Linked DNA regions of Homo sapiens: region 1 is linked to region 2. Evidence: chromatin contacts called from ENCODE Hi-C or POLR2A ChIA-PET data. All regions are on one chromosome and are shown on one strand. The core of a region is the stretch at or near the end of the contact, and the rest is flanking DNA. Distances in the headings are between cores, read along the strand shown. Region 1 has its middle 19 kb from the start of LINC02413. Region 2 overlaps EEA1 (early endosome antigen 1).

Evidence for each region. Hi-C counts contacts between places; a loop is a spot of excess contacts on that map. ChIA-PET counts read pairs that join two places held with the same protein, here RNA polymerase II (POLR2A). Pooled maps may share reads with other maps.
Region 1: a pooled map shows a loop between it and region 2 (2.5-fold over the local background). The contact joins two enhancer-like sites. A Hi-C loop is called at or near these places in 10 of 168 maps with a recorded cell type or tissue (CD4-positive, alpha-beta T cell, CD4-positive, alpha-beta memory T cell, CD8-positive, alpha-beta T cell and 6 more), 18 of 37 single-sample maps with no recorded cell type and 14 of 50 pooled maps. POLR2A ChIA-PET finds 5 or more read pairs at or near these places in 3 of 52 experiments (GM12878, WTC11 and activated CD4-positive, alpha-beta T cell).

The regions. Positions count from the first base shown.
Region 1 is chr12:92,969,798-92,972,709 of GRCh38, reverse strand. No RefSeq gene overlaps it. Among named protein-coding and RNA genes, the nearest start is that of LINC02413, 19 kb to the left of the region's middle. RefSeq lists enhancers at 1,349-1,398, 1,879-1,948. Within about 2 kb of position 1,594, at least 10 of the 41 ENCODE cell types and tissues checked have a DNase peak (open chromatin) inside an H3K27ac peak, as active enhancers do; they include GM12878, where a contact is called at or near this core.
Region 2 is chr12:92,808,525-92,811,822 of GRCh38, reverse strand. EEA1 (early endosome antigen 1) reads left to right here. Exons shown (of 29, transcript NM_003566.4): 17 at 389-544; 18 at 2,667-2,806. Among named protein-coding and RNA genes, the nearest start is that of PLEKHG7, 110 kb to the right of the region's middle. Within about 2 kb of position 1,264, at least 2 of the 41 ENCODE cell types and tissues checked have a DNase peak (open chromatin) inside an H3K27ac peak, as active enhancers do; they include GM12878, where a contact is called at or near this core.

The DNA of each region.
Region 1 (2,912 bases), core at 345-2,844, 160 kb before region 2:
CCCACTCATATGAAGAGCATATGACCCAAATGAAGCCAGAAATTTGAATCTAGAACATAAAGACACACAGATAGAAGACTGGGGTTGATGGACACAGCACTGTGGCTCATGCCTGTAATCCCAATACTTTGGAAGGTTGAGGCAGGAGGATTGCTGGGCAATTTAGCGAAATCCTGTCTCTACAAAAAATAAATTTTAAAAAACTAGCCAGGCGTGGTGGCATGCACCTATAGTCCTAGTTGCTCAAGAAGCTGAGGCAAGAGATTTTCTTGAGCCCAGGAGTTCAGGGATGCAGTGAGGCATGATAGGGTTACTGCACTCCTGTCTGGGCAACAGAGCAAGAGCCTGTCTCAAAAAAAAAAGAAGACTGGATTGAGTCATTGAGTCATTTTCTTGGCAGCATCCAAAATGTACTGATTCAGGAATTTCTGGTACTGAAGCCCCTGGAGATCCCCTAGTCTGGTTCTTTTTGAGCCTGATTTGTTCTTTTTGTTGCTTGAATACTGTGTTTTCTTGTATTATTCCAATCAGTTCTTTATTGCTTAAATTAGTCAGAATCTATGTCTGTTGTTTGCAAGCAAAGGACCATAACTGAGATAAGTGACAATGTGAAAGTGGTGCTGTGTTCTGGGCCAGATTCTTTTGAGCTGAGCCTGCTTGCAGACTGTGGGATGACCCAATGCTCCCACAATTTTCTTTAGTAATTCTGCTGTGCAACCTCTGATCTTACTGTGTACAATATGCTGAAATACCACTTGTCCCTCACTTGGTGCAAAAACATTACATTATGTATTATGTTCACATTTGTTTTTTTCTTATGAGTCTGTGTGGATAAAAGTAGTGGTATTGATGCCCATAAGAAACCATTTTGATCATAAAAGTAAATAACATCCTTCAGTTATAAAGTGACCATTCAAATGATCCAAAATATGCTTCTATTAATTTTGACATTATCATTGAATGAAAGCACATGGCTTTAAAAAAAAACAATTTGTGGCAAAGGATTTTCAGATCCTTAAAGGTAGATTGGAGAAATCTTGCCCTGGGTATTAGAGACTATTGTGATACATCTATTTTTCTTAGTTCACAGACTTCATCTTTCTCCCTGATACCTCAGTGATGATCAGGTCCAGGTTTAACAAATGTGTAGCTGAGCGTCATATGTTTAAAAAATTAACATGCAAGGACATGAGCAGAAAATTCACAAAAAGGGAAGTCCAAATAAATGGTCAATAAATACAGGAAAATATGTTTAGTCTCAGTAGTGAGCAAAGATGTTTAATGTATTAGTCAGGATGGTGTAGATAATGCTGCCATAACGCTCAACCCTAAGTCTCAGTGGCTTACAACAAAGAAGTCATATTTTTTGTTCATACTCATCATGCCTTACTTAGAGTCTTTATTCCATGTTGTTCTATCAAACTGAACAGAGTATGTTTATGTTAATCAATTATGGGACCCAGGCCATTTTCTGAAACATTGTTGGTAATCAATTGCAGAAGTGAAAGAGAACTCTGAAAGGTCTTGCTCAACCCAGAAGTGACACATACCATTGCTATTCACAACTCAATGACCAGACCAGGTCACATGGCCCCGCTTAACCTCAAGGGCCATAAAATTAAATCTCTTTTTTGTTTGTTTTTGTTTCTGAGACAGAGTCTCGCTCTGTTGCCCAGGCTGGAGTGCAGTGGTGTGATCTCGGCTCACTGCAAACTCAGCCACCCAGGTTCAAGCGATTCTCGTGCCTCAGCCTCCCTAGTAGCTGGGACTACAAGCATGTGCCACCACGCCCAGCTAATTTTTTTTGTATTTTTAGTAGAAAGGGGGTTTTGCCATGTTGCCCAGGCTGGTCTCAAACTCCTGAGCTCAGGCAATCTGCCTGCTTTAGCCTCCCAAAGTGCTAGGATTACAAGTATGAGCCACCATGCCCAGCTCATAAAATTAAATCTTATCATGTGCTTGGGGGGAGCATTAATGACTATAACATACAATCAAAACAATAAGTTATTATTTTTCAGCTACCAGATTGGCAACTTTAAAAAAATAGCTAAAACGTTTTTTAAACAAAAAAGTTAAAATATAGAGACGGGGGCCGGGCGCGGTGGTTCACGCCTGTAATCCCAGCACTTTGGGAGGCCGAGGCAGGTGGATCATGAGGTTATGAGTTCAAGACCAGCCTGGCCAAGATGGTGAAACCCCATCTCTACTAAAACTACAAAAATTAGCTGGGTGCAGTGGCAGGCGCCTGTAATCCCAGCTACTCAGGAGGCTGAGGCAGGAGAATCGCTTGAACCTGGGTGGCGGACGTTGCAGTGAGCGGAGATCACGCCATTGCACTCCAGCCTGGGCAACAAGAGCAAAAACTCTGTCTCAAAAAAAAAAAAAAAAAAAAAAAAAAAAATATATATATATATATATATATATGGAATGAGAGAGAGAGATGGGGTCTCCGTATGTTGCCTAGGCTGATCTGAAACTCCTGGACTCAAGGGATCCTCCCACCTCAGCCTCCCAAAGTGTTGGGATTATAGATGTAAGCCACTGCACCCAGCCCAGCTAAAATCTTGTCTCATCAAATGTGTATAAACATCTATAAATTGGGAATGAAAGTTTATACGTAATTTCTGGGGGCAATTTGACAGTATACACAAATGCATATGCACACACACACACACAGAGTGCATACTCTTTACCCTGCAATTCCATTTCTAGGAATTCAACCTAAGGAGATATTTATACAATTGTGGAAAGATAAGTTTACAAAAGCATTTATTGAAGCATTTTATATAACAGTTGAAAATGGATACAACCCAGCCGGGCGCGGTGGCTCATGCCTGTAATCTCAGCACTTTGGAAGGCCGAGGTGGGTGAATCACCTAAGGTCAGGAGTTCGAGACCAGCCTGGCCAACAT
Region 2 (3,298 bases), core at 15-2,514:
TAAATGTAAACACTGTAATATTTTTAAAAAATAGTTTTAAAAATTGGTGTCTTGAACATTGAAAATATTTAATTATAATATAAAAGTGTTATTTTATTATTAGCCTGGCTAATATTTGGCTCCTAAAATAATTCTTCCTAGATAAACATTGAAAAGTTATTAAACTGTTATACATATAAACTTAGGATCTCAGACTATGCAAGAATTTAGTTCATGTCGTTTATATTGGTAGGTAAGTATAGCCTCTGATATATCATTAGATTTATCTGAGCTCTTACTCCAAATATTTTTTTAAATAAAATTAGAGTTTTCAATTTTACGTTGAACATTTGGCCACTACAATATAGTAAACCTTACCAAAGTTTTCTTCAATTGTACTTTTCTAAAGGAGTTAAATAAGATTACTACTCAGTTGGATCAGGTCACTGCAAAGTTACAAGACAAGCAAGAACATTGCAGTCAGCTGGAAAGTCATCTTAAAGAATATAAAGAGAAATACCTCTCTTTAGAACAGAAAACCGAAGAGCTAGAAGGTCAAATTAAGGTTTGTATAAAAGAAGTTGAATTTAGTCATATTTTCTACTTCAGTAGCAATGGAATCTCATGACCTACATGGAATCAAAGATTTTTAGTTAACAAAGAAAGGTGAAGTTGTGGTATAAAATTTTTAAAAAATTGCTTGTAATTTTTCATGTCTTAAGTTTGAATTCTATCTTTATTTTTAATGTCTCCCTTAATGAGCATCTTTTATAAATGACAGTCAACTTACATACTGATTCCATTGTAATGTGTTACTTTTTCCAAAGACAGATAACCAGGTATCTACTCTACCATTACAAGGAACTTCTCAATTTTTTGTTGTGAAGTCTCTTCTGTTCCTTCATTCTTCCATCTCTTACCAACTTACTCCAATATCACATTTCAGATATGGTAGACTTTTCCTTTTTAGAACTTTATACCCTTTGGATTTTGCTTCTAATTTAAAAACACATTGAGACTATGATAAACTGTATCTTACTTTAACACAACTCCATATGAATGTGTTGATTTACTGAAGAGATAAGATGATTAGACATCTCAGAAGGATTTGACCTGAGTTTTTGTGTCCTTCAAATTAGAACCGCTTGCTGCTTAACTGCCTTTGGCTAAAAATAAAAAAAAAAAAAATTTTTAAAAATTGAGCTACTATCAGTTAAACAAAAACTTCTCAAGTTACTATATATGTAACTTATACTTCCTCAACCCGGTGAAGCGTGTGTGTATAAGTTTAGAGTCATGAAATGAATATATGTACATACATACCAATATAGTATGGGGGAATAATTACATTTACAATTCTGTTTATAGGTTCCTTTTTCTTTATGACAAACGATAATAGCAAAGGCAAGGTACTTTAGGCATGGTTAAAAATAACAGAAGTATTATTTTACTGAAAAGTGTCTAATGAGAATTCTTTTTGGGTACCTATTAAAAATAGTGGTTATTTAGAACTGAGTTTTTATTGTGATTATCAGCTCTAACACTTTGTAATTATCATTTTAGGGAGTATCATATTTTTTATATAGACATGTATAATTAATTTAGCTACATCAAATATCTTTTATTTAATGAATATTTTCAGTGTAGGTCAATGGTAAGGGCTACAGATACCAATCAGTTTATAAAATATTTAGTGTGCAAAATCACTACCACTGCAAGGAAATGCATTGTGTAAAGCTTTTCAAACTTATATTCAACAGTTTGATTTTGTAAGTTTGTAAAAATACACACATAATTACATGTATACATGTGAGATGCAAACTATATTCTGAAGAACAACAATGTCATCTAGTCCAAGAGATTAAAGAAGCAAAATCAGGAACTTAATTGGCTTTATATTTAGGATCAATAGGTGTTAATGAGAAGGAGTACGTGAGAACTTCATTTTAGTTTTAAATATCTTATAATTACATCAGTGTTTTTAACTGTGACTATAAAAGATAATATGTTTTAAGTGAGTAGATCAGTGAACCTGTTAACTTATTTTTTCATACTTGAGTTAATAACTTTTACTGAGATAATAACTATTTATGTTTCTATGTTTCTTTTAAGTTGATTGTTTCATTCAGAATTAATTTTTTTTTTTTTTGAGATGGAGTCTCATTCTGTTGCCCAGGCTGGAGTGTAGTGGTGCGATCTCAGCTCGCTGCAACCTCTGCCTCCCAGGTTCAAGCCGTTCTCCTGCCTCGGCGTCTTGAGTAGCTGGGACTTCAGGCACCGGCCACCACGCCTGGCTAATTTTTTTTTTTTTTTTTTTTTTAGTAGAGATAAGGTTTCACCATGTTGGCCAGGCTGGTCTCGAACTTCTGACCTCAAGTGATCTGCCTGCCTCTGCCTCCCAAGGTGCTGGGATTACAGGTGTGAGCCACCGCGCCCAGCCCAGAATTAATTTTAAACACCAACACTTAGTGGCAGTCTATCATGTATAAAGCTTTCTGCTGGGTCTTCTGAAAGATTTTAAAATAAATAACACCCTTAGTAATGGTTTCAGAATATGTTTTTTATTATAATAAATTTTTTTTTGTATGTCACACCTGTTTGAATATAAACAAAAATGTTATAGTATTTAATAATAGATTGATAATTACTAATATTAAAATGGCTGCCATATCATATTTCTTTCATAGAAACTAGAAGCTGATAGTCTTGAAGTTAAAGCAAGCAAGGAGCAGGCTTTGCAAGATCTACAACAGCAAAGACAGCTGAACACAGATTTAGAGCTCAGAGCCACAGAATTGAGTAAACAACTTGAAATGGAGAAGGAAATGTAAGCTAAACCACTTTACTTACAAATTAAGGGAAAAGATTGTGAACTAAGTATTAAAATTTCCTTCAGATTTAAATTTTGCTATCGTAGTGCTTAAAGACTTATTAGATATTTATTTTGTGTTGATTTTATAAACTGATGTTAATGTGAATGAAAAAATAAAGCCATCATAATAGGGTTAAACTTCTCTAGAAAGGACTGAAAACTTAGTTTTATAAAATTTGGGTCATCCAGTTTCTTTTCAACAATGATATGGTGCTCATTTCTCTGGCATAAACCTTGTTTTATGTTGTTCACAAATTTGAATAAATTACTGTAAAATTAAAAAATTCGGGGATATTTATGTGTTACCCAAAAGTAGTTAGCCTTCTAGCTATACCAAATAGGGAATGGATTCTTTCTTATAAGAAGTGATCTTCTCAGCCTGGGTAGCATAGCAAGATTGCTTGAGCTTGGGAGGTCGAGGCTGTCACACCACTGCACTCCAGCCTG